2 separate regions of the Homo sapiens genome follow, and region 2 is linked to region 1. A link is an interaction called in ENCODE POLR2A ChIA-PET data of the cell type or tissue named here. Cell type or tissue: PC-9. All regions are shown on one strand. Each heading gives the region's core, and the rest is flanking DNA. Links, peaks and the distances in the headings are about the cores only.

Region 1 (15,527 bases), core at 6,133-8,632:
GGAGGGAGGAATCTCATATCTATTCGTCATGATTCAGATCAGGATAATAATGAGTTGATCTGTGTAGTGCCAGTTGAAATCTTGATTTTTATTCAATGAAATAAAAAAATTCATTGGTTTGGCTTTTCACTGATTGATTTATATCCCATTCTGTATTCCTTTTGGTTCCTGGAAAAGAATAGGAATAATTTCTGTAAATTTGACCTTATTGGTATTAACTTTCATATGGCAATTTTAGAAAGAAGTGCCTATGGAAGATGACTTATTGGTGAGGCTTCTTTCCTCTTTAATTGCATGACGTTATAGCGCAGAAATGATCACATCTATGAACCTAGATGGCCTTACTGATTGCTGCTTGACGGGTTGTTGAATGAGCTGATATTGACCAGAGTTTCTACCCCTCCTCCCCTCCCCTTTTGGGTTGTCCAGTTCAGTGTCATAAGCACAGACATAATTCCTTAGCTTATTGCTGGGTTTTTTTTGATGATGTTTCTTTTTGTTTTTCCCTGTTTTAAAATTTTATTCATAAAATCAGCCAACATTTATTGAACATATACTAGGTAATACTTTGTAGGTTTCTTGGGATTCATATTTCAAAGATGCATCATTAGAGTGTTTACCTCGTTGAAGTAGATAGAAAGTAAAACAGTAAACATACAATCCATAGTTAAAAGTGCTAATGTAGATGTATGTGCAAAGTGTTTTGGGTTCTTAGAGGACTGCAAGTAGATATTAGAAGACTTCATAAAAGAGGTGACATTTGAGCTAGAGTTTGGACTGTTTCACCAGTATAAAAGTATTGGGATTAATAAGCAGGGGAAGGAGCAATAGTGTGTGATTTGTAAATCATAGGAGCAGCTTTGATTCTGGTACCCATTCCCTACCCTCATGTGGGATAGCTTTTCTCAACAGATGTTTGAGCAAGAGCTAGTTATTGCTTTATGGTTTTTTTTGTTGTTGTTGTTTGTTTGTTTTTTTGTTTTTTTTTGAGACAGAATCTCAGTCCTAGGCTGAAGTGCCATGGCACAATCATGGCTCACTGCAGCCTCAACTTCCCCAGCTCAAGTGATCCTCCTACCTCAGCCTCCCAAGTAGCTGGGACTACAGGCGTGTGCCACCATGGCCAGCCAATTAAAAACATTTTTTTTTGTAGACACTAGATCTATTTTGTCCAGGCTGGTCTTGAACGCCTGGACTCAGGCATTCCTCCTGCCTCAGTTACCCAAACTGTTGGGATTACAGGCATGAGCAACCATACCTGGTCCTACTTTATGACTTTAAAATATTTTCTTTATGCCTATTTAAATTATAGAATATAAAATAGTATTTATAAAAGTATACATTTATTCATACCCGCTATGTATCACATACTCGGCTAGATTCTAGGAAAGCAGAGAAAAAAAAAAAGTCCTTGCTTCAAGAAGCTCACAGTCTGTTGTGGGGAGACAGAAAAGCAAAGTTAAAATACAGTTGTAATAAGTTACGTTAATGGTATGCCTGAAGTGTTTTGGAAGCTCATAGGAAGGACATCTAACCCAGCCTTGATGGAGGAGGGGAGATAAACGATGGAGGTAAAAATAGATGGAGAGAGTTCATTGAAAATCTATATTCCTTTACTTCTGGATAGAGCATAGTTTTTCTGAGTTAGGAGGGGATTGGAGATGGGACCCAGGGGACATACCAAGCATAAAGGCATGGGACAAGAACACACATGGGGAATGCTTGGGGAACTGAAAGGGTGTGTTACAGGATAAGTCAATTAACAGTAGAGATCAGGCAGGGGGAGGCCTGATAGATTGAGAAAGATGGTGGAGAGCTCAAGGGGATTGGAGTTCTGGATGAGGTCAAAGGATTGAAGTGAAAGAGTTGGTGGAATAGGACTGGTTATGGTTAAGAGTAGTTTTGGAGTTTTGTACTTGAGAGATGGTTTTGTACTTAGATTGTTTAGAGGGTGTTTTTTAAAAGTTAGTTTTGTGATTTTCCTTGTAATGAAGAGGTGGAGCAGATGATAGCCCAGATGGAAAGTTCCATGAGGGCAGGATCAGTTGAATACTCAGGGCCTGTTTATGTAAATCTGAACTTTGGTATTGAGAATGAAAAGCATAGCACATTCGTAGATTTACTTTTTTGGTGAGAAACATCTATATTGGCATTTGTTGTTTTTATTAGATACTAACCTCAGTGACGGCTACATATACACTTATACCTTTATAAATACCTAGTTCAGAAATGATTTTGTAGGCATGTAACAGTTTCTGTTCTTTGCATTGATGTTTCTGGGGAGAATGGTGGACATAGTGTAAAACTGGCATATGTAATGCCTATATATTATATACTACATCATGTGTTAGATTACATGCTAGAAATTTGGATGGAACACTACCCAGAATTGTGAGTCACTATTTGGGAATTGCCCTTGATGCATGGATAATTTACCCGTAGACAATTGGGAGCTGTGTATTTAAGTTAATAAAATTTCTTTGTATTACATGATGCCAGAGTACAGGCATGTTAATTATAGGTGATCACAGTTTTTGTTTCTTGTTATTAATTTCAAATAGCTTTATGAAATAATTATATTTGCTGTCTTTCTTAGATAAGTCAAGAACATAATGTGTTTCTTTTGAGCTCCTTCAGGGAGAGTAAGTTTAATTTATTCTTCCACTAGAAAGAAAGATACTGTGCTTTATTCACTGCTGCACACCCAGTGCCCAGCGTATAGGAGACACTCACATTTGTTGAATGAATGAATCAGTCTCTGCATCCCTGCCACCTAGCACAGTAATGGACATGAGATACTGAGTAAGCATTTATTAAATTGAGTTGAAAGATTTGAATATATTACCAGAAAATTTTTGGAAGGCCAAAAATCTCATATCAGAATGACCAGTATATACTTATTAATGGAAGCTCAGGAATTCCTGAAGAATAGCTTTTCTGTTGGTAAATATGTACTAACTGGTTGAGTAATATATGCTAATGTAATTTAAAAAATTATGTGATTGTGAAGGCAGGAAAGCGATGGATTGTTTCAGGCCAGGCCCACTGCTTGCTGTACTTTAATGTCATTGCTGCTTATCGCCTTCTCTGCAGCCTTGTTGACACTCCTGACAACAAGTGTTTGTCTTTGGCTTCTAGGGCACTGTTTCCTGTTCCTTTACCTTTCTTGTTGGTTCTTCTGGCATCTGCCCTTAATCCTTTATCCTACAATTGAATATACTGTTTCTGAGGAATTCTGTGTTCTATGAATAGAGTCAATGATGACTGTGACCTCTGCATCTTCAGCTGTTTGGAGCCCCAGCCCTGTATTTCTAACAATATAGTGAATCTCTCTTCTGGTCTTTCCCACAAACTTAACATCCAGCCCTATATTTATGCGCTCATATTTGTGTCTGTTCTTCTTGTATTCCTCGTTACACGCCACCATTCTTTCATTCTGGAAATGTAGACTTTAATTTTCAGAGCCCTTACTCTATACATCCTACCTGACAGGTCCTACTAATTTTACCTCAGAGAAGCCTGTACAGTTGGTCCTGTTTCTTCTGTGTCTACTGCCTTAAATTCTGCACTTCATCACTTGGGCTGTGGTAATAACCACATACCTGGAATCCCTTTCGGTTTATTTTCTGTGTTGACCCAAGTAATCATTCTTAAAAAAAACAACAACACACATTTAGGACTGGGAACAGTGACTCACACCTGTAATTTCGACACTTTGGGAGGCCAAGGCGGGTGGATCACCTGAGGTCAGGAGTTCAAGACTATCCTGGTCAACATGGGTGAAACCCTGTCTCTACAAAAAATACCAAAATTAGCCGGGCATGGTGGCGGGCGCTTGTAATCCCAGCTACGTGGGAGGCTGAGGCAGGAGAATTGCTGGAACCCAGGAGGTGGAGATTGCAGTGAGCCTAGATGGTGCCACTATACTCCAGCCTGGGGGACAGAGCGAGACTGTCTCAAAAAAATAAAATAAAATAAAAAACAAATTTAGTTAAATGCTTTACTTGAAAACCGATCTCATGCTATCTACAACATTTTCATTGCTAACTCCCCCCATATATTTCCTGTGTTCCAGCGATCTCAGGCTACTTGTGATTACTCACTGTATGCTCACCCATGCCTCCCTGTTAGGCAGGAGTGAAGGAGGAATAAGAGCCTGGAGGGATTTATTCAGCTTTGTCTGTGGGTAATTATACTCATCCTGCATCTTGAAAGATGAGTTTATTTTGACAGTCCTCTTAGCTGCTTCTGTCTCTCTCCAATTCCATACCCCATTCCAAGTTTTGGACAGAAGAGTATGATTGGACCAGCACATTCATGTTTTTGATACAGGCTTCACTGGTCACAGGTCTGCTGGATACCTGTGGATGCACACATTTGCCGTAGTCTGCGGTGTTGGAGATGGGGACAGAACAGTATCACATATGTGAAACAGAGCCAGTGCTTCCCTTCCCAACAGTCGTAGGCCAGGCAATGTGGACTGTGGGTTGACATCACTGGAGACTGTTTCAGAATCAGAATAAAGACCAATAATAAACCTTTTTTTTTTTTTTCTATTTATGGAATATGGGAGCTGTGGAAGAGAGGTATTACTAGGCTGGTTGTTTGCTTCAGGGATCTGCTTCTCATCTTTCCAGGACTTAATTCAGCTACTACCTCTGTTAAAATTTTTCTTTGATGCTGTGCAACTTACTGAATAAGATTTTACCTGCTGATCTGTGATGTCACTATTGCCATATACAAAAGTCCCATGACTATTTCTGGTTTTAAAATTCTGTATTAACAATTCGTGTTTTGATATGGAATAGGGCAAATATGCATTAAATATGCTGTTTCTCAAAGTTTTTTCTTCTAGATAAATGTTAGAATTAATATATCACATAAGCATACAAAACAAACACGTAAGAAAAATCCTAGTAGGATTTTCATTGGGATTGCATTTGGTTTATGGGTTAATTTTGGCAGAATTACATTTATCCTTTCTACTCAGGAGCAAGTCTGTCTTTTCATATATTCAGGGTTTTTTTGTGTGTGTCTATCAGTAGCATTTTACATACACAGACACCCATATGTAAATATGAATGTTATATTACATGAAGTATTTTAAACTTGCGTTTGCTATTGTGACTATATTTCCGTTTCAATTTCTAACTGGTGATTAATAATATATAAAAAAACTGTCAATTTTTGGCCGGGCGCGGTGGCTCATGCCTGTAATCCCAGCACTTTGGGAGGCCAAGGTGGGCGGATCACGAGATCAGGAGATCAAGACCATCCTGGCTAACACGGTGAAACCCTGTCTCTACTAAAAATAAAAAAAAAATTAGCCAGGCGTGGTGGTGGGTGCCTGGAGTCCCAGCTACTCAGGAGGCTGAGACAGGAGAATGGCGTGAACCCGGGAGGCGGAGCTTACAGTGAGCAGAGTTCACGCCACTGCACTCCAGCCTGGGTGACAGAGCGAGACTCTGTCTCCCAAAAAAAAAAAAAACAAAAAAAAACCTGTCTATTTTTATTATTTACTTGGTATCGAAGTATTTTTGTGAATTCTCCCTCTGGTTGGATATTTTTCAAATGATTCCTTCAGATTTTCTTGTCAGGCAGGCACTTATCTGCACACAATAATGATTCTGTCTTTTTCAGTATTCATAACTGTCGTTTATTTTTTCATTGCATTGGCTAAAGTGCAGTGCTGTTCAGAAGACATGCCTTGAGAGCCGTAAATGTAAGCCATATATGTAGTTTTACATTTCTAGTAGGCAATTGATTTCATTACATTGTTTAATGTAATATATTCAAAATCTTATTTCAGTGTATATGTTCAATATAAAATTTATTAATTAACTATTTTATGTTCTTTTTTTACTACTAGGTCTTTGGAATCCCATGTGTATTTTACACTTAGATCACATCTCAGTTTGGACTAGCCACGTTTCAGGTGTGCAGTGGCACTTGCGGTTACCGCATTGGACAGCATAGAGTTAGAGCCTTCTTGATATATAATAATTATGATCATAGTTGGCCTTGTTGTCCCTTACTTGGTTGGAATTTGCTTTTCAGTATGATGTTTAATGTTGATTTCTAATAAATATACTGTTTTTAAGTTTAAGCAATTTTGTTTCTGAATAAGATGTTCCTTTAAAACTTAGTAATTGATATTCACTCCCCGCCCCACCCCTGAGATGGAGTTTCACTCTTGTCGCCCAGGCTGGAGTGCAATGGTGCGATCTTGGTTTACTGCAACCTCCGCTTCCCGGGTTCAAGCGATTCTCCTGCCTCACCCTCCTAAGTAGCTGGGATTACAGGCATGCGCCACCACCCCTAGCTAATTTTGTATTTTTAGTAGAGATGGGGTTTCACCATGTTGGCTAGGCTGGTCATGAACTGACGTCAGGTGGTCCACCTGCCCAAAGTGCTGGGATTATAGGTGTGAGCCATTGCGCCCGGCCTCACTTTTCTTAAATACTTAAGAAAATGTATGGTGATGCTCACACCTTTCCCCTCCTACTTATGCCTGTTAAATATAGAGGATGGTAGTAATAAAGAATTCTCATGGTGAAGCATCTTTTCACTCAGAGTAAACAAACCATGCTTGGTTATGGTGTATCATTCTTTTAACTCAACTGGATTAGATGTGCTGACATTTTAGGATTTTTTCCCTCATATTCTTTAAAGAGATTGTCCTATGTGGTATGTCACGTTTTGGAATCAGCATTATATCAGCTCTTGTAAACTAGGTAACAAAACTTCAGATCATTCTGGCTTAACAAAATTGTTTTAAAACTTAAAGGAATATATGCACATGATTGAGGACTTTTTAAAGTAATTTCTTAGCAAAATGTATTTGTGGAATGTAAATTTTCTAAGTCCTTGAAAGTCTGAAAATTTCTTTATTCTACTTGCAATTGATTGGGAAATTAGCTGAGAGTAGAATTCTAGGTTAAAACTTTCCCTTAAAACTTTTAAGGCCTTGTTCATAGTTGCCTACCTTCCTGTGTTTCTGAGACATCTGATGCCATTATGATTCTTACTTCTTTATAACAGCGATCTCCAAGCTTTTTGGCACTAGGGACCCAGTTTCGTGGAAGACAGTTTTTCCATGGACAGGGGTCGAGGAGGCAGTGGGGTGGGGGATAGTTTTGGGATGAAACTGCTCCACCTCAGATCATCAGGCATTAGATTCTCATAAGGAGCGGACAATCTAGAACCCTTGCATGCCGAATTCCTGCTCCTGTGAGAATCTGATGCAGCTGCTGTTCTGACAGGAGGCAGAGCTCAGGCGGTAATACTTGCTCACCTGCTGTTGCCTACCTGCTGTCAGGTCTGTGGCCTGGGGGTTGAGAATTCCTGCCTTACAGGAAGGGTGACCATATATCCTGATTTGTCTGGAATACCTCCAGATCACTGTTTTTTTTTTTTTTTTTTTGAAGACAGATTCTCGCTCTGTCGCCCAGGCTGGCTGGAGTGCAGTGGCATGATCTTGGCTTACTGCAAGCTCTGCCTCCTGGCTTCAAGTGATTCCGCTGCCTCAGCCTCCTGAGTAGCTGGGATTACAGGCAGATGCCACCATGCCTGGCTAATTTTTGGTATTTTTAGTAGCAATGGGGTTTCGCTGTGTTAGCCAGGATGGGCTCGAATCTCCTGACCTTGTGATCTGCCTGCCTTGGCTTTCCAAAGTGCTGGGATTACAGGCATGAGCCACCACACCTGGCCCAAATCACACTTTTTAATAGTACCTCCTTTTATTCTGATATGTATCCTTCTTTGTTGATCAGTTATAGAATCACCTTATTTGTAGGTGGTTTGCTTTCTGTTTTTTTTTTTTTTCTTTTTTTCTTTTTTTGAGACAAAGTTTTGCTCTTGTTGCCCAGGCTGGAGTATAGTGGCAGGATCTTGGCTCACTGCAACCTCCCCCTCCCGGGTTCAAGCGATTCTACTGTGTCAGTCAGCCTCTCTAGTAGCTGGGATTACAGGCATGCGCCACTATGCCTGGCTAATTTTGTATTTTTAGTAGAGATGGGTTTCTCCTTATTGGTCATGCTGGTCTCGAACTCCCGACCTCAGGTGATCTGCCTGCCTCGGCCTCCCAAAGTGCTGAGATTACAGGCGTGAGCCACCATGCCCAGCCAGCCTTTTGTTTTTTTAGGAAGATTTGAGGATATTCTTATACTCTGAGCTTTGAGAATTTACGTGGCTCTGTCTAGAAGTCAGTTATTTTTTCCCTCATTCATCTGCCCAGTCCTTTCAAACTGAAGACTAGTATTTATCAGCTCTGGGATATTATATTGCAGTGTGCTTTAGGAATTTCTGCTTGCAAAATGCTTCAGGAATTTTTGCCTCTTTGTTCTTTTTTTCTATTTCTGGAACTCCTTGTAATGGAACTTGAATCTCTTGGATTAATTTAACACCTTATTTTTTAAAATGAGAATTAAATTTTCTATATTCTACCCCTTGCTTTTGCTCTTCTTTATCTGGAAAAGAGTCTCCACCTCATTTTCTGACACTTGTATTGACTCCTTAATTTCAGCTGCTATTAATTTCAAAGAACTTTTTCTTATTTTTATTCCTTCTGTTAATATATAGCATTGCATTCTTGTTTCATAGATGGCAATAGCCTCTCTTATGCCTTTGAGAATATTACATAGACATATTTTAAAATTTCCCACATTTCCTACATTGTCTGTTTCCACTGAGGCACTTTTTGTCTGCTGTTTGTCTCTTTCTTTGATAGTGATGGTTTTTCACAAATATCTGGTGATTAAGAACTTTATCTTCTGTCTGGATTTTGAATTTTTAAATGGTTTTCCTGTTTCTAGTTTCTTTTTCCACAAATAAATTCTCAACATTTGGCACCAGGTTTAATATTATGAAACAGATCCGAGTATGTCATCCCCCTGCTAATAAAAGTTAGAAGACTTTTAAGAGATCTGGATAATGTTTCAACCACTTAGGGCAGCAAACATTCACAGTGGCAGTGAGGCATTTGTCTTCTAGGGCCACTGCAACAAATCACCACAGACTGGGAGGCTTAGAACAACAGAAATTTATTCTATTAATGTTAATAGAGACCAGAAGTTCAAATCAGTGTTACTGGGTTGAAATCAAAGTATCAGCAGAGCTTTGAAGGCTCCAGGGAAGAACCTGTTCCTTGCCTCTTTCAGTTCTAGTGGCTGCTGGCATTCCCTATTATCAGTCCAATCTTTCAGGCCAGCATCTTCAAATCTCTCTGCTCCATCTTCACGTCACCATCTCCTTCATGTGTGTCCAATCTCCTTCTGCCTCTCTATTTATAAGGACATTTGTGAGGGCATTTAGGGACCACTGGGTAATCTAGGGTCTTTTTCCAAATAAGGTAACATTTGTAGATCCTAGGGATTAGGGCCTGATAACCTTGAGGTCCTTTATTCAGCTTACTACAACTACTTAGAGTCTTCTGAAATTTCTCTTTTCTTGTACAGTTCCCTTCGCGTTTACAAATAATTGTTATTATTGCCTGCAGTTATTGTCTGCTTGAACAAAAATACATGCATCAACTCAGTTTATAGTGATTTCCTTGACCTTGTCTTCTCCACCCTAGACAAAAGGCTGCAATTGCCTGTTTTCCTAATGCAGCTGATGCACTTCTCATAGTTTTTGCCACGTTAAAGTGATTTGTCAGGCTCTACCACTGACTAGGAATTTTCTTTTTTTTCAGTACTATGGTGTCATTCTTAGAATGCAAAGTGTCGGGTCTGGAGCTGAGTAAGGCATTTAATAAATATTTGTTGAAGAGATTTTTAACATTTATTGAGGGCCAATTACATACCTAGTAGGACCTGTCACCTTGGGCCATTTAATAAAGTAGGGTAAAGTAAGCATGGCACATAAGTTTCCCCAGGGCATATTTGTCAAAAGGGATTGCTGGGTCATAGGAGTCTACATTTTCAGCTTTTGCTAGATGCTGCCAAATTGCTCTCTTAACTGGCTGTACTTCCGTAAGAGTGCCAAGATCTATCTTGTTTGCCATATCTTTGCCAACACTTGTGAATTTTTTTCATTAAAAAAATTTTAATGTAGGAAATGATACTGTTTTAATTTGTATTTCCTTGATAATTAATGAGGTTAACCATTTTTAATAGGTAATAAACAATGTGGAATTTTCTGTTAATATACATAGCCTGCTTTCTCCTGTTGCTCTTTTTTATTTATAGAAATTCTACAACTATGGATATGAATTATATATAGCACTGTTCTCTTTTACATGTGAGGAAACTGGCACAAGAAATTATTAATAACAAGAAGATTTCTAAGTTATTTCCCCCCTGGATGAATAGATGCATGACCTTGTCTGGAGTCATAGCTAATAAGAAACAGCAGGGATTTTGAACCCAGTAGTATCTGAGTTTAAGGTCTGTCCTTTTTTTTTTGAGACAGAGTCTCGCTCTGTCACCCAGGCTGGAGTGCAGTGGCATGATCTCGGCTTAACGCAACCTCTGCCTCCTGGGTTCAAGTGATTCTCCTGCCTCAGCCTCCAGAGTAGCTGGGACTATATGTGCACGCCACCACACCTGGCTAATTTTTGTAATTTTAGTGGAGTTGGGGTTTCATCTTGTTGGTCAGGCTGGTCTTGAACTCCTGACCTCAGGTGATCCACCCGTGTCAGCCTCCCAAAGTGTTGGGATTACAGGCGTGAGCCACCATGCCTGACTTTAAAAAAAAAAGTTTATTTATTATTTTACTTTAAGTTCTGGGATACATGTGCAGAACGTGCAGGTTTACATGTATACGTAGGTACACACGTGGCATGTTGGTTTGCTGCACCTTTCAACCCATCATCATCTAAGTTTTAAGCCCCACATGCATTAGGTATTTGTCCTAATGTTCTCCCTCCCCTTACCCCACCCACCTACAGGCCCAAGTGTATGATGTTCCCCTCCCTATATCCATGTGTTCTCATTCTTCAACTCCCACTTATGAGTGAGAGAACGTGTGGTGTTTCTTTTCTGTTCCTGTGTTAGTTTGCTGAGAATGGTGGCTTCCAGCTTCATCCATGTCCCTGCGAAGGACATGAACTCATTCTTTTTTATGGCTGCAAGGTCTGTCCGTTTTTACAAAAATTAATAACAAATTAAAAGTTAATGAAGCAGTGGTATGTTGAATTAAGTGATTCAAAAAAACTTAGCTTTTAGCTCTACTTGTTAATATATTCTTAAAAATAACTATATAATGACTGCTAACCTGTTTGCTTCGCAGGTGATAGAGAAAATCATTGAAAAAATTTGAAAGTGTTTTTTAAAAACAATGTATTAATATCACCACATATACATCTTAATACTTATTCTTTATCATCATCATGAGTAAATGAACGCAGCCTTTATAGTATACTTTTTGAGTTTTGGAAATACCTTATTTTTTATAATAGAGTTTATTTTTTAGAGCAGTTTTAGGTGTACAGCAAAATTGAGAGGAAGGTGCAGAGATTTCTCATATACCCCTTCCCCTACACAGGCATAGCCTCCCTCTTTATCAACATCCCCCTACCTCCCCAGAGTGCTACATTGGTTATAACTGATGAACCTACATTGACACATCGTTATCACCCAGAGTCCATAGTTTACATTAGGGTTCACTCTTAGTACTGTACCCTCCGCAGGTTTTAACAAATATATGATGACATGTATCTACCGTTATAATACATACAGAATAGCTTTATTGCCCTAAAAGTCCTTTTGTGCTCTGCCTATTCATCCTCCTCTGTGCTCTAACCTCTGGCAACCATGGATCCTTTTACCATCTCCATAGCTTTGCCTTTTCCAATATGTCATATAGTTGGAATCATACAGTACATAGCATTTTCAGACTGTCTCCTTTCACTTTGTAATATGCATTTAAGTTTCCTTCATGTCTTGTCATGGCTTGATGGCTCATTTCTTTTCAACACTGACTCATTTTCCATTGTCTGGATGTACCACAGTTTATATATCCATTACTTTGTTGAAAGATATGTTGATTGCTTCCAGCTTTTGGCAATTATGAATCAAACTGCTATGGACATGCATGTACAGGTGTTTTTGTAGACATATTTTCAACTCTTTTGGGTAAATACCAAGCACTGTGGTTGCTGGATCATATATTTGGAGTATGTTTAGTTTTATATGACACTGTCAAACTTCCGTAGTGGCTGTACCATTTTGCATTCCCACCAGCAATGAATGAGAGTTGCTCCACATCCTTGCAAGCATTGGGTGGTGTTAGTGTTTTGGGTTTTGGGCATTCTTACTGGTGTGTAGTGTGTGTACTATATGTTTTTGAAGAAAAGTTACATGATAAAAATTTTGTTTGCTAGCGTGATAGGTTGGTGTTTCCAGAAAAACTCACCGGAAACTTTTCATGTGAGGTTTAGAAGTAAAATAGTTCCAGGAAAAAGTTGGCATTCGGCTCTGATTAACTAGAATATGAGTAGTAATGCTTGTCTTTTTTATGTTTGTTTTGACAGGTTTTGACACAAGGGCGCATATCTTCAAAGCACCTAGTACCTCCTACCATTGTCAACTGGTAAAATATTTAATTTTTTATTACAATAGATTTCTTTTATTTGTTATAAAATAAATATTAAGTTAAAACCAATTATGGCTAAATTGACCAAAAAATTGTAATTCTCATTTTATGATTATATATGGAAGATAGTTTTATATTTACTTTAATTCTGTATAAATCAATTGGGACATTAAACCATGTCATTGAGCAGTATTGTCTATCTTCCTTTCCTTAACTTGAATTTCACTAAGTATCTGCAAGGGATTTGAACTCAGTGGCCTCTTTATTTTGGATAGTTTAGCATGAATTAGACCATTTTAATATGTGATGGTCATTTAAAATTTGTATGAATGTTACTGTAAATTTCTAACTGGACATTTTAGTAGAGATTGTAGTTTCAAGGGCTTTTTGTCAACCCATAGAAGGTTCTGCATGGTTATTACAGTTGTCATGGGGCATAAGAAATATAGCACAATTTTATTCTTTCTGTGTCATCTGAAGTGAATTAGAGTTTATGAAATTTTAGGGCAAAAATTTAAGGACGAAGGTTTTTAGCGTTCTGTGAAATGAAAAAATTGAGTAGGACTGCTGTAGGGAATAGTCTATGTTGGTAAAGTGCTTTGATGATGACGTAAAGGCAGTAAGCATTTTATCCATTAGAATCATGATAGTTGACATCCTTCTTTTCAGAATCTCATTTCGAAGTCTTTTTTCATATCAGTTGAATTTATTAATCTTAACATTTTTAACTGATTTTAAAAGGAAATCACACAAGTAATATGTTTATTATTAAAAACTGTAAGCAATGTAGGAGCATCTAAGTAAACAGGAAACTCCTATGTTACCCTGGTTCTTTTGCTAGGGATTATCCCTTATTTTCATAGAGTGTATCTTTCCAGACGCTTTGTTTGCGACGCTTTGTTTGCGTATCCAAGATTGCCATCTTTTAATGAAGTAGATGTGATGGAAAAAGGAATATACTTTGTCCACTTTAATAGTACGCCTCACTTTGTTTTAGACATGTCTGTGCCTGCGTCTCTTTGAGGGATATACGTGATCAAATTAAGAGTGCTTTTGAAGTGACTAGGTAAACCCATTGTAACACAGTACTCCTCTACAAATTTCTTTTAGTAGTTAATGGGTTATGGGAACTCCAAACTTTGAATTCTTAGCTAAGAATGCATCAAGAGAGTTTAGCAGATTTACAATAAAATTGAAATTGCAAAGATAATTATGACATATTAAATGATAGATTTTAAATAGGTAGACATTTATAGAAATGACTGTAATTACTGTTGAGGATCAGCTAGGTTTGTGTAGGTGAAGAAGTGGTTTTGGAGCTTCAGTGCATTTATGTGTGCTCAGTAGGGTACTTAGGATATTTGAGGAGGGAAAAGGCCGTCAGAAACTGATGTGGGAGGGTGGTGCACAGGAAGAAGTACTATGGTACAGTGACAAAGATAACTTTGTCATAATTTTGCCTAAAAAGAGAAATAAGACTCGTAGTCATGTTATATAGGTTAACTGTGCGATGAAGTAAAGGGAATGTCATGAACTACTTGGGAAACCCAGTGTCTTGAATCCCGAAACTTAGAACTCAACCTTTTCACGTTTGGGAATTGCTTATGTTCAGAAGTCCCATGATTTAAGAGATAATGTAAAAATGGAAGTTAATTCACATTTGTACGTGTCCTTTGTGTGATTGTCGGATTGAAACATTTTAAACTTCTTAAGAAATGTAGCGAAGCAAATTTGGATTTGTATGTGAAAGTGACCTAGATGAGAAGTATGGAAGGAGACGGAGACAGCAGCAAGTTTGCTCCTCCCTTGGTTTCAGAGGAAAATGGTTTTTAAGAGCTGGGCCAGATGTTTCTCATAGCTACTTAAGGTGGATTCCTTTTTTCTGTGTCTTCTGTTTTTAAGTGTAATCTGGTTTTTGAGCACTTGCAGAAAAGCTGCAGAGGCCAGGGAATGACACAGCAGAGAATGGAGGTGAGAGGGAAGACAACTGGTGATCTTAGTTGCTTTGATTTTGAAATATGTTGTTCAGGAATAGCTTTTCTTAGTGGTAAAATAATTGGGAATTTGTAGGAAGAAGAAAATATGTTGTAAAGAATTTAAAGATAAAAAAGCAAGTAATATTTGAATACAACACAAGACTATTGACTAAAGGAAGTAATCGGATGTTTAAACCTTATTTTTAGCTACTTAACCTTTACATAGTACAAATGAAGACAATATGTTAATTGTGATGCAGGTTATTTATTCTGTATATTTCCACAACATACTTTTAAGTTCTAATTATATGTTATTTTCCTTTTCTTAACTTTGTTTTTTTAGCTGGTCCATGCAGACTACAGATAAGAAACTGGGCTTTTGGGGGTGGGAAGGGGAGTGGAGGAAGAGAAAAGGAAACATCTAAGTAATCTTACTGAATGATATATAAATCGTTGAAATTAAAGAAAATATATTCTGGGTAGACTTAGCTTGCAAAATTATTTTAAGCTATTGTACCTCTTATAAATGGAATAAGCATTTTAAAATCATCTTGAAAATCTTCAGAACCTTTAATTCTTTTACATTCTCAAAGGTTAAACATAACCGGAAGAGCTGTCTTCTCTCAAATATGCATACTTTGTTCATTAGATTTACTTTTGCTAACTTTTTTTTTGTATGTTTGGAACTGTTATATTTTTCCTCTGGCCTTTGAATTTTCTTTAATTTTATTTTTTATTTCACCCTGGGGGAAAGAGAGGTGGGTAGATTTGTTTGTTTGTTTGTTTATTTTTGAGACAGAGTCTTGGTCTGTGGCCCAGGCTGAGGTGCAGTGGCGCAATCTTGGCTCACTGCAACCTCTGCCTCCCAGACTCTGGTGATTCTTGTGCCTCAGCCTCCCAAGTAGCTGGGATTACAGGTGCGTACCACCACACCTGGCTAATTTTTATATTTTTTAATAGAGACGGGGTTTCTCCATGTTGGCCAGGCTGACCTTGAACTCCTGGCCTCAAGTGATC
Region 2 (15,527 bases), core at 6,694-9,193, 77 kb after region 1:
TTTTCACAGGTAGAGATGGTGAAGAACGCAGACTCATAGCAAGACACCCATGATCACCAGTCACCTGTGTGTCTGTGATGTCGAGGCTGACAATTAGATATGATTACAGATATGTGAAAAAAGGACAGTTTTTTTTATTGTAGTACTGGTAACAAGAATTGCTTTTTGAATTTTTTAATTGGGATCTCCTGTTTTTCCCCCCTCCAAGTCCTTCCTGCTTTTTCTTTGCTTTTAAGGATACAGAAAGATGATCACTTTTATTGGAAAAACCTGTTGAGAAGCTATGCTTGCGAGACATTAGCAATCCTCATGCTTGTGAGTTCCGGAACATTATACAGGCTGGGCATGGTGGCTCATACCTGTCATCCCAGTACTTCGGGATGCTATGGCAGGAGGATCTCTTCAGCCTAGGAGTTCAAGACCAGCCTGGGCAGCATAGGGAGACCTCAGCTCTACAAAAAAAAAAAAAAAAAAAAAAAGCCAGATGTGATGGTGCACACCTGTGGTCCACTAGGGAGGTGGGAGGATTGCTTGAGCCCAGGAGGTTGAGGCTGCAGTGAGCTGTGATCGTGCCACTGCACTCCAGCCTAGGCAACAGAGAGAGACCCCTGTTTCCAAAAAAACAAACAAAAAAAACCAGAACAACAGGACACAACAGTTAACTCAGAATTTGCCAAATATTTGATACATGTTACCTCCATAAATCCGCATGACAGTGACACAAAAATGGGTGTCCTTATTCATGCTGTTTTACAGATTAGGCAGCTGGGGCTTACAGCAGTTAAAAGAGTAAGTGACAGCTAGGTTGGAACCTTGTCTGTCTGAAGCTCACTGCACACTAGTTTGATGTGGTCTGGTCCCCCGACTCCAGCCTTTTGACTAATGCTGCCAGACCTTCTTGAGCCATCCTGTTGGTCTTGGCTTGTTGACTCCAAACCCCTCAACCCCACCCCAGCACCTTGCTGACCCATGATGCTTTACTATATTCTGCCCACCTGGTCTCCAGTTCCAAGCATGGCACTGACCATCTGCCCTGAGCAGTTAATAAAACAACATTTGGCTGCTGGCTTGCCACCTGCCTGGCACTGTGCCAGGTGCCTTGTGTAGCACCAAGTATAAATGGACACACTAGATATGTGCAAACCTAAAGACTGCTGTATCCTTAGAATGGAGTTCTGTTAACTTTGGCTTAGAGTAGGCAACATAATTATTCTGTTCTTGAGACTTCAGTCATTCTGGCTATTTCTAGTTTGGGTTGCATATTAAAATTGAGGCCACATTTTATGATTAAATTTTCCATCTAAGGATTTTTTCTTTTTTAAAATAGCTTTGGCCAGGGGCGGTGGCTCACGTCTGTAATCCCAGCACTTTGGGAGGCCGAGGCGAGTGGATCACGAGGTCAGGAGATCGAGACCATCCTGGCTAACACGGTGAAATCCCGTCTCTACTAAAAACACAAAAAATTAGCCGGGTGTGGTGGTGGGCGCCTGTAGTCCCAGCTACTCGGGAGGCTGAGGCAGGAGAATGGCGTGAACCTGGGAGGCAGAGCTTGCAGTGAGCCGAGATCACGCCACTGCACTCCAGCTTGGGCGACAGAGCGAGACTCCGTCTCAAAAAAAAAAAATAGCTTTATTGAGGTATAATTTACATACCATAAAATTCAATCATTTTAAAAGTGTATAATTCAATGATTTTTAGTAAATTATAGAGTTGGACAATCATCACTACAGCCCAGTTTTAGAACAAGTTCCTCACCTCACAGCAATGCCTCATGCCCATTTATGGTTATTCTGGGGGCTTTATTTGCTCCCTCCTGGCCCCTGGCCCTGGACTTTTAAATAACTTCACAGGGAAGGGGCAGGATTCGCACTGTAGACCCTCTGGCTTTTCCTTGTTCCCTCTCCCTGTGGTATCATTTCCAGCTGGTGTGGGACATCATTGCTAATAGCCTGGATGTTGGTTCTTTAAAAAAAAATTTACTTTAAGTTCTGGGATACATGTGCAGGACGTGCAGGTTTGTTACATAGGTAAACGTGTGCTATGGTGGTTTGCTGCATCTATCCGTCACCTAGGTATGAAGCTCCCAATGCATTAGCTATTTTTTCTGATGCTCTCCCTCTCCTCGCCACACTGACAGGCTCTGGTGTGTGTTGTTCCCCTCTCTGTGTCCCTGTGTTCTCATTGTTCACCTTCCACTTATGAATGATAATATGTAGTGTTTGGTTTTCTGTTCCTGTGTTAGTTAGCTAAGGATGATGGCTTTCAGCTTCATACATGACCTTGCAAAGGACGTGATCTCATTCCTTTTTATGGCTGCATAGTATTCCCTGGTGTATTTGTACCACATTTTCTTTAATGCATGTTGTTTCTCTCAACCTCTCACGATGTTTGATGCTGGCTCCTTCAGGTGAACTCAGACAAATGCAGCCTGTCACCTGGTGACTTCCCCCAGAGCCTCCTGCTGTGGGGCATCTATGGGAGCGTGACACCCACCGCAGTCCCAACAGGATTTCTACCCAGCCTTTCTTTGGGTCCCCTTCACTTTGATGGGGAGGTTCTAGGGGAGCAAAAGCATACTGCCATGCCCTTAGCTACCTCTGGCATGTCCTTAGCTATCTCTGGCAGCCTTCTCTGGGCCCATGTTTGCCCAGACACCTCCCCACCTCCATGCCCATGCCCATGCCTACCTCTGCACTGGGGAAATGGTGGTCGCAGTGGTGCTGCTTCCAGGGATTCTCCTGGGTCGAGAGGCTGCACTGTCATCTTTCCAGTGTCTCTGGAGTGGCTTGCTGGTTGGTCCAGCTGTTATCAAATTGCTAGTGAGGTGTAAGTGCACCCTCCCACCTTACCCCAAGAGATGAGTCCAGGGTCAACATGTTAATCTCCCTAGATCCCTCCTTTCTGCCCACTTTTTTTTTTTAATTTGCAAAAGATGTCAAAGCAGATCTGCCTCTTATGGATTGTAGTGTGAACTGAGATCCTTACTCCAGGAACTGGGCTCCTGGAACTGAGCCTTGTAGAATATAGACTGCTGTCGCCAAGTGCTTTGTCCACAGTAATCCCTCCTCCTTCTGTTTGGGTCCTTCGCATATCAGTGTTACAAGTCCGTGTTCAACCCTAGATTTGTGGAAAATTGAGGCTCAGAGATGTTAAGGAGACTTGGCATGGCCACACAGTAGACATACACACAAACTCGTCTTACTCCTGACTTGGGAGGAGCAAGGAACAAAGAAGAAAACAGCAACAATCTATTTGCCAACAGCAGGGAAAGAGATGAAAATGATGGTACAGTCCTATGATGTTTTATGCAATCATGAAAATTCATCTGTTTAAAAATATTTGAGTATCTGTAGCAGTTAGAAGTCGTGGACTAAAGGGAACTTAGAAGCATGCTGAGTAAAACATTAAGGACAGCATGAGCTGTGTACGATGCATGCATTGCACAGAGCTATGTGCATTACAGGAGCGCATACAAACAAGAGGAGAATGGGATGAAGGGAATGAAGGTAAAAAGTACTGTTGCTAAGTACAAATATAACACACACGAACATGTCATTCACTGGGGAATATGACTGACTCAACCCTCTCCACCTTTAAAAAATTTTAATAGCAAGAGCTATGCTTATAATATTCCAAAACTAGGAGCATATAAAAGTGTATAAAACATGATCTGATCCTATCCTAATTTTATGAAAAGGCACATATAAGTGTGTACACAAATATAATGAAAACTAGCCTATCATCTGGTTTACAGCTTTCAGCATTTCCCACATTTTCTTGAATGAATTTCCTTCTATGTTTTTTGAATAGAAAAGTAGCAAACTTTAATGGCAAAAGGGGTGTTAGTCTGGCAACTTCCCCCCCGAAACTGTAATTACTGTGTTGTAAGTTCCTTTTTTGTAAGGGACACCAGTCTCCCTGGACTGGTGTTTAATACAGTTTGAACTCTAATAACCAGTCACAATTCTGTGCCACCTTCAGAATTCCTGAGCTAACATTTTTTATTGGCTTCTTTAAAATAATTTTATATTTTGAAATAATTTCAGACTTACAGGAAAGTTGCAAAGATAGTATAAGAATTCCAGTATGCCCTTCATCCAAATCCTTCAAATGTTAACATTTTACCGTATTTGCTTTATCATTCTCTCAAATTTTTTTCAGAACCATTGAGAGTAAGTTGCAGACATGATACTCCTTTACTCCTAAATATTTTAGAGTGTATATCCTAAAAACAATATTATCTTATATGGCCACAATTACCTAAATCGGTTAGTTAACAATGACATAGATTTTATTCAAATTTTTCTAGTTGTCCTGTTAATGTCCTTTAGGGCAAGAGAAAAATAAGTAAATAAATAAATCCACCTCCTCCTGGGGGCCAGGACTCAATTAAGATCTAGGTGCTAGATGTACTCATTCCTACTGGGGGAGGGGGTCACTCTTTCTAGGCTGTCTCAGAGGACAGCATTAATAAATACACATATGTATTCACACACACACACAGACACATACACACCCTATATTACTATCTGTATCTGTTTTCCTTTCTTCTTTGCTTTATTCTGTCTGTCCATCCTTCTATCCCTCCTAAAACCTTGAGTTCATACTGGTACCTCCAATACTAACCCAGCAACACAAGGTTCATTCTAGCCTTCCTTCTTTCCGTGTCTGTAACACTCTTCAACAGTTATAAACCTGGCTCCCCTTATTCAGAATAGAGTCACTTAAATCCTCAATCTTAGAACACACAGAAAGACATTTTTTTTTTTTTTTTTTTGAGATGGAGTCTTGCTCTGTCACCAGGCTGGAGTGCAGTGGCGCCATCTCGGCTCACTGCAACCCCCACCTCCCGGGTTCAAGCGATTCTCCTGCCTCAGCCTCCCAAGTAGCTGGGATTACAGGCATGCACCACCATGTCTGGCTAATTTTTGTATTTTTGTATTTTCACCATGTTGTCCAGGCTGGTCTCAAACTCCTGACCTCAAGTGATCCTCCCACCTTGGCTTCTCAAAGTGCTAGGATTACAGGTGTGAGCCACTGTGCCTGGCCAGAAAGTCATTGCAGAATTGCTAACCATATCACTGTGGAAAGTGAAGATATGAACTAGAATTCAATGTTTGTTTACAGTTCATTTTTGACTTTAGCTTGAGGGTATATGGTCAAAATTCTGAATTCAAAAGTTACTCCAGTAAGTGTTCAACCCCCTTCAGTGTATTTATATAATTTACTTGAAAATAGGTTAGTTTATTTCTGCTTACTTTCAATTTTGGGTATTTTCCTACTCCTTCTCATTTAATTATCTATCTATCTGTCTATCTACCCATCCTTTTTATTTGGATATGTGAAACGTTAACGTGATTCTACATATATGCTATAACATAATTATACCAAAAGGTACACACTCGGGAAATTATCCTTCCCCTAAACTCCTCACCCTGCTCCCACCCCCACCCTTTAACCCTCATTACTACTCACCTCCTGGAAGTCGTGGTACCAGCCAGGGTTCTCCAGAGAAACAGAACCAATAGGAGACTATACATGATTGATTATGGGAACTGGCTCACACTTATGGAGGCTGAGAGATCGTACACTATGCCACCTACAGCCTGGAGAACCAGGAAAGCCAATGATGTATTCAGAGTCGGAAGGCCTGAGAATGGGTGTAGCCTGGGGGTGGAGACCTATTAATAGATTTAGATTCCTAATCCATTTTGAATTTATTTCAGTATGTGGTCTAAAGTATAGATTTAATTTTCTCTTAATCTAAATGGCTAATTAGATATGCAGGTACTGTTTATTAAAAGGTAAATTTTGCCCTAGTGATTTGAGATGCTGCTTTGTTATATGCTAAATTTCCATATGTATTTGGGTCTATTTCTGGACTTTCTATTCCACTTCATTAGTTTATCCACTCATGCACCAGTACCACACTGTTTTAATTATGGAACCTTTATAGTATGTTCCAATGTCTGGTAGGGATAGTCCTTCCTTATAGAATTCCATTTTCAGTGTTTTCTTTTCCAGTGTTTAATGGTCATTCTTGCATGTTTGCTTTTCTATATAAATTTCAGTATTAATATCTCTAGCTACATAAAAATGCTTGCTGGAATGGATATTACATTTATAAAATAAGGATACCTGATATCATTATGATATTGATTCTTCCTATTTAAAAACAAGGTGTGTTCTCACTTATTTGTAGGATCCAAAAATAAAATCAATTGAACTCATGGACAGAGAGAGTAGAAAGATGTTTATGAGAGGCTGGGAAGGGGAGTGGGGATTGTGGGGGAGGTGAAGGTGGTTAATAGGTACCAAAAAACATAGAAAGAATGAATAAGGCCTACTATTTGATAGCACAATAGGACGACTATAGTCAATAATAACTTAATTGTATTTTGAAAATAACTTAAAGAATGTAATTGGATTGTTTGTAACTCAAAAGATAAATGTTTGAGGGGACAGATGGATACCCCATTCTCCATGATGTGCTTATCTCACATTGCATGCCTGTATCAAAACGTCTCATGTACCCCATAAATATTTACAATGGCTATCTACCCACAAAGATTTTTCAAATTTATAATAATAGAAAATAAAAATATAGTATGTCTCTCATTCGTTCATGTCAACTTTTCTTTTAGAATTGTTTTAAAGTTTTTCTTATGTAGATTTTGCACATTTCTTAAGTTTATTGCTATACCTTCTTTGTTGCTATTGTGAATGAGGTTTTATCATAAAACTTTCTAATTGGTTATGGCTTACGTATATGAAGACTATTGATTTCTGTACATTAGCTTTATTATCCTGCTATCTTATTTGAATCTTTTGAGCTAGTTTTATCATTGATTCTCTAAGATTCTCCAGGTATTCTTTCATGTCATCTGCAAATAGCTATAGTTTCACTTTTTTCAAATTTGTATGATTCTGCTTAGTTTATCTTATCTAGCTGTACTGTCTAAGATTATAGTACATGTTGAAGAGTAGTGGAGATAGTACAGATAGCTTTCAACAAATTACTCAGTGTTTCAGAGGGCTGATTTCCTATCCCATTTTCTCACTCCTTCTTGGCAACAGAACCCCAAACTCACTCAGTCAGCGGTGGATTCAGCTAAAGAACTGCAATCTAGATGTAACTTTACCTGGGTGTGATAATGAGACTAAATTTTGGTAAAAGAGAAATAAGTGGAATCATTATATGGTACTTTAGATCCTTCTCCTTCACCACTTTGCTACTACCTGGAATTGGGATGTAATGGCTGGACCTCTAGAGGGCTTTTTGGGCCGCAAGGTGACTTTGAGAATGGAAGCCATGCATCAGGATGGCTGCATTAGCAAGACAGAAAGAGCCTGTGTCCTTAATTATCAAGGAGCCCCATACCAAGCCAAGACTGCCTGCCACTGGACATTTTTACATGAGATAAAAAACAAATTTTTAACTTGTTTATGTTACTATTTCTTGGAGTTTCCAGTCACATGCAGCCAATCAAAATTCTAATGGAGTTTTGGTTTCTTCATCTGTAAAGTGATAGTATTTTACCTCACTGAGTTATCAGGATTAAATGAAATAGTTCATGTAAAAAAAGGCTGCATGGAGTAGGCACATTAAAAAAGTCTCCCATGATTTTGTGAGGTTTGAATGAGCTCTGTATTTGAGTGCCCTTTGCAAGTTGTCAACGGAAGGCCAACATTTTCATCTGTGCTTTGCACCTGTTCTCTTTCTTCTTTCTCAACTCTTCTATGATCAATTATCCTTTCATTTCTTGAATAGCTTACCTCTCTCTTTCAACTTGACTCTTCATGTTGATTTTAAACATTTGTGAGTTGTTCCCATTAAATCAAAACTGTCCCTTTTCCCCTCCAGCTATGATTTTGTCTTTCTCCTATTCTTCAAAGTCAAACTTTTCAAAATAATGTTTTCTTATCTGATGTATCAGACAGTGTTGGCTGTCCACCCAGACCTTTGAATCCCTGCTTTGTGTGTGTGCCTGCCCCCCTTCAGCGTGCTTTTGCTTCTAACACCCAGCACTATGGCTTCATGAGGACTGCCTTTGGGCTATGAGAACCACTCAGCTCCCACCTCCACCCTCCACAGATCCAGAAGGCCTTGGAATATATTCTAGGTAATTTCAGTACATTCCAGAAGTTCCTAGAATTTACTCAGGGTGACTCAGGGGCAATGCTTGAAAGCCACGCTCCCTCGCCTCAGGCTGGAACAACTGACACCACAGAGCTCTCCAGTGGGATCCAGGATCCGGCTGAAGCCACACTCTGCTGGCGTTTCCTGAGATTGCACCTTGGTTGGCCTCCTTCTCTTGTCTTCTTTGTTCTCCTTTCCCTCCCCTGACTGGCATTTTCTTGGGGCATTTTAATCAATCACTTGCACTTGAATGTCCCAGTCTGCATCTGAAAAACCTAACCCAAGACCCCTAATCTCCATCTCCTCCCCTCTTATTCACTCTCCAGCCCAACACAATTTGGCTTCTGGGCACATCATTCCAGGGAAGCAGCTCTTTCAGACAGCCCCCAAAACACGATGTCACTGAATCCAGTGCACACAGTTTAGTTCTGTCTTCCTTGACTTCACAGCACCATTCAATGCCACAGATCCATGGTTCTTGAAGCCCAGGTGTTCCCTGATGACGTCCCTGGCTTTCCCCTACATTTCGTGGCCTTTCTTCAGCTTGTCCTCTTCTATCCAGCCATTGAAACAGAGTGAGTTCTTTAGGCTCAGTCCTCTTTTCCCAGGTGGTCTCACCCAATCTCAGAGCTTCATTGCTACATGAAGGTTACCCACACATGTCTGTTGTAGCACTTTCTCTACTTGCTAAACATCTTTGCTTGAATGTCTCAAAAGTACCTCCAAGCTAAATTCGTAATAACCCTGTGCACAGAAGCAAGCTTGGTCCTCTTGCACTCTGCTCTAATGTGGTGAGTGTAGCACTTCTCCATCTGGCTAGAACCTGGGAGTCATGCTGGACTTCCCCCTCACCCTCGTGCACGTAGCCAACCAAGCACCAACTCCTGTGTCTTGTGCCTTCTGAGTCTCTCTCGAGTGATTCACTTTTCTCTACCACCACCTCCACTCGTGCCTTCTGTCATTCATAACCACGTTGATGGTAAAAATAGCCTCTTCACTGGCCTTTCTGCATTCATTTCTATACTCCTCTAATTTTTTCCCACATGACTGCCAGGCTGATCTTTCCAAAACATAAATTTAATTACATCTTAAAAAATAACTTGCTGAGATATAATTCACATACCACACAATTCATCTATTTAAGGCATAAAATTCATGCTTTTTAATATATTCACAGAGTTGTGCAAACATCACCACAATCTAATTTTAAGATTATTTCCATCATCCCAAAAAGAAACCCTGTATTCATTAGCAGTCACCTCCTGTTCCCCCACACCCCATTCCTGGGCAGCCACGAATCTACTTTCTGTCTCTATGGATTTGCCTATTCTGGACATTTCACATAAATACAATCATATAATACATAGTCTTTTGTGACTAGATTCTTTCACTTACTATGTTTTCAAAGTTTATCTATGTTGTAACACGTATTAGTACTTCATTTTTTTTGGCTGAATAATATTTTATTGCATGGATATATCACATTTTGTTTATTCATTAGTCACTTGATGGACATTTGGGCTGTTTCTCCTTTTCAGCTATTCTGAATAATGCTTCTGAGAGGTTCACATATAAGAGTTTTTGTTATTTTTTTTGAGATGGAGTCTTGCTCTGTTGCCCAGGCTAGAGTGCAGTGGCACTATCAGCTCACTGCAACCTCTGCCTCTGGGGTTCAAGCAATTATTGTGCCTCAGCCTCTTGAGTAGCTGAGATTACAGGTATGTGCCACCACGCCTGGCTAATTTTTGTATTTTTAGTAGAGACAGGGTTTTACCATGTTGGCCAGACTGGTCTCGAACTCCTGACATCAAGGATCTGCCCACCTCAGCCTTCCAAAGTGCTGGGATTATAGGCATGAGCCACTGTGCCTGGCCTCACATATAAGAGTTTTTGAGCGTAGATGTGTTTTCATTTCTCTCAGATATATACTTAGCAATGGAATTACTTGACCATATGCTAATTATATTATATTCTTTTACAAGCTTTTCAATGGCATTTCATGGCTGTTATGATGAATTCAGTCTCCTTTTTCTTGGTGCCCAAGTTTCCATATGGTCTGACCCTCACCTGCCTTGCTGCTGGTGTGGTCCTTGGATAGACTGTGCCATTTTTTTTGTTGATGTCTGTGTCATATTTTGGCTGGAACAATCTCAAATATTAATCTAAATCAACCTTAATCATTTACTGATTTCTATTTCTATGATATATCTATCATATATTACATGATTAGTCCAATCTTACTGTCAGACTGTGATATGGTTTGTTTGTGTCCCCACCCAAATCTCAACTTGAATTGTATCTCCCAGAATTCCCAAGTGTTGTGGCAGTGACCCAGGGGGAGGTAATTGAATCATGGGGGCCAGTCTTTCTCATCCTATTCTTGTGATAGTGAGTAAGTCTCATGAGATCTGATGGATTTATCAGGGGTTTCTGCTTTTGCTGCTTCTTCATTTTTCTCTTGCCGCCGCCATGTAAGAAGTCACCTCCTGCCATGATTTTGAGGCCTCCCCAGCTATGTGGAACTGTAGGTCCAAGTAAACTTCTTTTTCTTCCCAGTCTCAGGTATGTCTTTATCAGCAGCATGAAAACAGACTAATACAGTAAATTGGTACCAGTAGAGTGGGGTGTTGCTGAAAACATACCCAAAAATATGGAAGCCACTTTGGAATTGGGTAACAGGCAGAGGTTGGAACAGTTTGGAGGGCTCAGAAGAAGATAGGAAAATGTGGGAAAATTTGGAACTTCCTAGAGACTTGTTGAATGGCTTTGTCCAAAATGCTGATAGCAATATGGACAATAAGGTCCAGGCTGAGGTAGTCTCAGATGGAGATGAGGAACTTGTTGGGAACTGGAGTATATGTGACTCTAGTTATGTTTTAGCAAAAAGACTGGTGGCATTTTGCTCCTGCCCTAGAGATTTGTGGAACTTTGAACTTGTGAAAGATGATTTAGGGTATCTGGTGGAAGAAATTTCTAAGCAGCAAAGCATGCAAGAGGTGACTTGGGTTCTATTAAAGGCATTCAATTTTATTAGGGAAGCAGAGGAAAACTTGCAGCCTGACTATGGAATAGAAAAGAAAATTCCATTTTCTAGGGAGGAATTCAAGCCAGCTGCAGAAATTTGCATAAGTAGCAAGGAGCCTAATGTTAATCCCCAAGACCATGGGGAAAATATCTCCAGGCCATGTCAGAGACCTTTGAGACAGCCCCTCCATTCACAGGCCCAGAGGCCCAAGAGGAAAAAGTGGTTTCGTGGGCCAGGCCCAGGGTCCTCGTGCTGTGTGCAGCCTAGGGACTTGGTGCTCTGTGTCCCAGCTGCTCCAGCCATGGCTGTAAGGGGCCTACGTACAGCTCAGTTAGCAGCTTCCACGTGGTGTTGAGCCTGAGATGCACAGGAATCAAGAATTGAGGTTTGGGAACCTCCACCTAGATTTCAGAGGATGTATAGAAATGCCTGGATGCCCAGGCAAAAGTTTGCTGCAGGTGTGGGGCCCTCATGGAGAATCTCTGCTAGGACAGTGCGGAAGGGAAATGTGGGGTCACAGCCCCCACACAGAGTCCCTACTGGGGCACTGCTTAGTGGAGCTGTGAGAAGAGGGCCACATTCTCCAGACCCCAGAATCATAGATCCACTGACAGCTTGCACCGTCCACCTGGAAAAGCTGCAGACACTCAACACCAGCTTGTGAAAGCAGCTGGGAGGGAGGCTATACCCTGCAAAGCCACAGGGATGGAGCTGCCCAAGACCATGGGAACCCACCTCTTGTATCAGTGTGACCTGGATGTGAGACCTAGAGTCAAAGGAGATCATTTTGGAGCTTTAAAATTTGACTGCCCCGCTGGATTTCAGACTTGCATGTGCCCTGTAACCCCCTTGTTTTGGCCAATTTCTCCCATTTGGAATGGCTGTATTTACCCAATACCTGTACCCCCATTGTATCCAGGAAGTAACTACCTTACTTTTGATTTTACAGGCTCATAGGTGGAAGGGACTTGCCTTGTCTCAGGTGAGACTTTGGACTGTGGACTTTTGGGTTAATGCTGAAATGAGTTAAGACTTTGGGGGACTGCTGAGAAGGCATGATTGGTTTTGAAATGTGACAACATGAGATTTGGAGGGGCCATGGGTGGAATGACATGGTTTGGCTGTGTCCCCACCCAAATCTCAACTTGAATTGTATCTCCTAGAACTCCCACGTGTTGCAGGAAGGACCCAGAGGGAGGTAATTGAATCATGGGGGCCGGTCTTTCCTGTGCTATTCTCGTGATAGTGAATAAGTCTCATGAGATCTGGTGGGTTTACCAGGGGTTTCCACTTTTGCTTCTTCTTCATTTTCTCTTACCATGTAAGAAGTGCCTTTCACCTCCTGTCATGATTTTTGAGCCCTCCCCAGCCACGTGGAACTGCAAGTCCAGTTAAACCTCTGTTTCTTCCGGGTCAGGTGTATGTCTTTATCAGCAGCATGAAAACGGACTAATACAGACGGATTTCTATTTCCTCTTTTTGCTCCAGGACTTTGGGCCACAGTGGGCTTTTTTTCATCCCCTGTCTTCACTAAACTGTAGGTCTGGAAAGTTCTCTCTGGGCGTTAAAATTTTTTCAGTTAAAATATGACATAGATATCAACAAAGAAATGGCACAGCCTATCCAAAGACCATACCAGCAACTGAATAAAATTTTACTGGTGGCAGGTAACTTCTCAACAGTGGATGAGGTCAGGAGGCTTACTGGAAAGTGAACTCACCAGGGATGAGAATGTTGTTTCTCATGGAGCAAGGAACCCCAAGGTCTGCCACCAAACTAAATTACTCTAGGGTAAAATGATGTGTATTTCTTAGGGTCAGAAGCTCATAGCTTGGTTTTGTGACAGGACACCTCCACTGGCTTCCTGTCTAATCCCTGCATGTGCCTCAGAGGGATTAGAATATAAAGTGAGTGTATTTAATTAGAATATAAAGTGAGTGTCTCCTCCCTTCCCCTAAACTATGAAACAAGAACATTTTACAAAGAGGGTGCTTCTTTGTAATTCCCCCAGTGGGTTTTAAGGAATAAGCTGCACTGAGAGCAAAGTTCTGCCTGCCTTCTGAACGCTGAGGCTTCCTTCTTGCAGTTCTCTAAACTCCAGGACAGGAAATTTCTGCAAGATAGGCTGTGGAGCAATAATGCTAACTCCTAAAGGACCCCCTGGGTCATCCTCAAGATCTCTTGCAGACCAGAGGAACCTTTCCAGACTCTGGGAGCAGCTTGAGTCTTGTCTCGGAGCTGCTTCACAAGGCCAGATACACATCCTGTGGGGCCGCTGTGCCCGAGCACCATGGTCAGTAAGGAGTAAGTCTCCTCATCGCATCACACGTGGGCCTCTGAGTCAGTCTGTTTTCATGCTGCTGATAAAGACATACCTGTGCTGGGCGTGGTGGCTCACACCTGTAATGCCAGCACTTGGGAGGCCAAGGCGGGCAGATCACCTGAGGCCGGGAGTTCGAGACCAGCCTGACCAACGTGGAAAAACCCCATCTCTACTAAACATACAAAATTAGCTGGGCATGGCACATGCCTGTAATCCCAGCTACTCAGGAGGCTGAGGCAGAAGACTCACTTGAACCTGGGAGGCGGAGGTTGTGGTGAGCTGAGATTGTGCCGTTGCACTCCAGCCTGGGCAACAAGAGTGAAACTCTGTCAAAAAAAAAAAAAAAAAAAAAAAAAGACATATTCAGGACTGGGTAATTTATAAAGAAAAAGAGGTTTAATGGACTGACAGTTCCACATGGCTGGGGAGGCCTCACAATCATGATGGAAGGTGAAAGGCACGTCTTACATGGTGGCAGGTAAGCGAGGCTGAGAGCCAAGTGACAGGGGAAACCCCTTATAAAACCATCAGATCTCATGAGATTTATTCATTACCATGAGAGCAGTATGGGGGAAACCACCCCCATGATTCAATTATCTCCCACCGGGTCCTTCCCACAACATGAAGGAATTATGGGAGCTACAATTCAGGATGAGATTTGGGTGGGGACACAGCCAAACTATAGCAGACTCTGAGGGCTAATCTCCTCCCATTCCTTCTCCTTCCCCTGTTTCAAGCTTGCTCTTACTTTTCCCCTATCTGTCTCAGTCTGGGGTCATCAGAAGCAGACCTTAAGGTGAGGGTGTGTGGGTGACAGGTGGAGGATGCACTCCCAGGTCCCCAGGAGGGCATGGTAGGAGCAGCAGAACACCGGGAGGCCAAGTGTGAGAGTGGTTCTCCCATGTCCACAGAAGGAAGCTCCCACTGAATCCTGCAGGGGGCTGTGGAAGGGAAGAGATGCTCTAGCCAAGGCCCAGGAGTGGGCTATTACATCCCTGTCCCCATCCATTGTGGGTCAAGGGCCTGAGGGGGTTGGCAGCTCAGAGCTTCTCCATTTCCACTCCCTGCACCTGGGCCAAACCTGCCCCAGGAGCCCTGGCCTCTCAAGAAGAGCCACAGGTGCTGGCATAAGCACAGGAAACAAAAGTACAGGAAAGAAGGTGGGAAACACAAAAACAGTAAAAAGGGACCCAAGGGGAGGAGCACGGACAATGTCCCCTTACCCTGCTAGGGTGTGCATTACAAGTAAAGGTCAAGGCCAAAGACTTCATGTGCATTCCCCGCACACTGCTGAAGCATGTTTGAATTCTCGTTCTTTCATTCCACTGCCAGCTCCCATGGGCAGATCCAGCTCCTTTGTGTAGGAGCCATAGTCACAGCTTCAGAGGTCTCTTTCCCTCCCGACTGCTCCAACTGCTGTCAGCTTTATCCTCTTCAAACACCACCTTCACTGTGTCATTTTCTTTTCAGAAATCTCCTATGGCTTTTCATTGCTTTAATGATACAGTTAGAAATCCTGGCCAGGTGTGGTGGCTCATGTATGTAATCTCAGCATTTTGGGAGGCTGAGGCAGGAGGATCCCTCAAGGCCAGGAGTTCAAGACCACCCTTGGCAACACAGTGAGACCCCTGTTTCTACAAAAAAAAAAATTAGTCGGGCATGGTGGCACATGCCTGCAGTCCCAGCTACATGGGAGGCTAAGGTGGAAGGATTGCCTGAGCCTCAGAGGTTGAGGCTGCAGTGAGCCATAATCTTGCCACTGTACTCCAGTATGAATAACAAAACAAGACTGTGTCATATGAAAAAAAAGAACTCCTTTACTTAATATTTTAGGCCCCTGAAAATCTACCCTCAACTTACCTTTCTAGTCATAGAGCCCTCTTTTTAATTGTGAGAACTCTCATCCCTGATGAGATTTATGAGTGAGGGACTTAGAGCCTGGGGTCATCATAGGTGTGAATTCTACTCTAGAATCAACCACTGTGTGACATGAATGCATTGCCTCTCTCTCCTAGGCTGAGTGTCCTGAGCTATACATG

The links. Peaks named below come from ENCODE experiments on the same cell type or tissue, not always from the same donor. Only the 100,000 strongest peaks of a DNase experiment are listed, where the experiment ranks them.
Region 2: POLR2A ChIA-PET joins it to region 1 with 18 read pairs; 2 of 35 experiments call an interaction of 5 or more read pairs at or near these places.

Annotation. Positions count from the first base shown.
Region 1 is chr2:222,875,358-222,890,884 of GRCh38, forward strand. ACSL3 (acyl-CoA synthetase long chain family member 3) reads left to right here. Exons shown (of 17, transcript NM_004457.5): 2 at 12,473-12,531. Among named protein-coding and RNA genes, the nearest start is that of ACSL3, 22 kb to the left of the region's middle. In PC-9, for the core only: no CTCF peak of the experiment used is centred there; a DNase peak (open chromatin) is centred at 7,344; H3K27ac peaks cover 1,521 bases.
Region 2 is chr2:222,951,323-222,966,849 of GRCh38, forward strand. No RefSeq gene overlaps it. Among named protein-coding and RNA genes, the nearest start is that of ACSL3-AS1, 39 kb to the left of the region's middle. RefSeq lists an enhancer at 9,061-9,160. In PC-9, for the core only: CTCF peaks have their summits at 8,321 and 8,528; a DNase peak (open chromatin) is centred at 8,159; H3K27ac peaks cover 1,099 bases.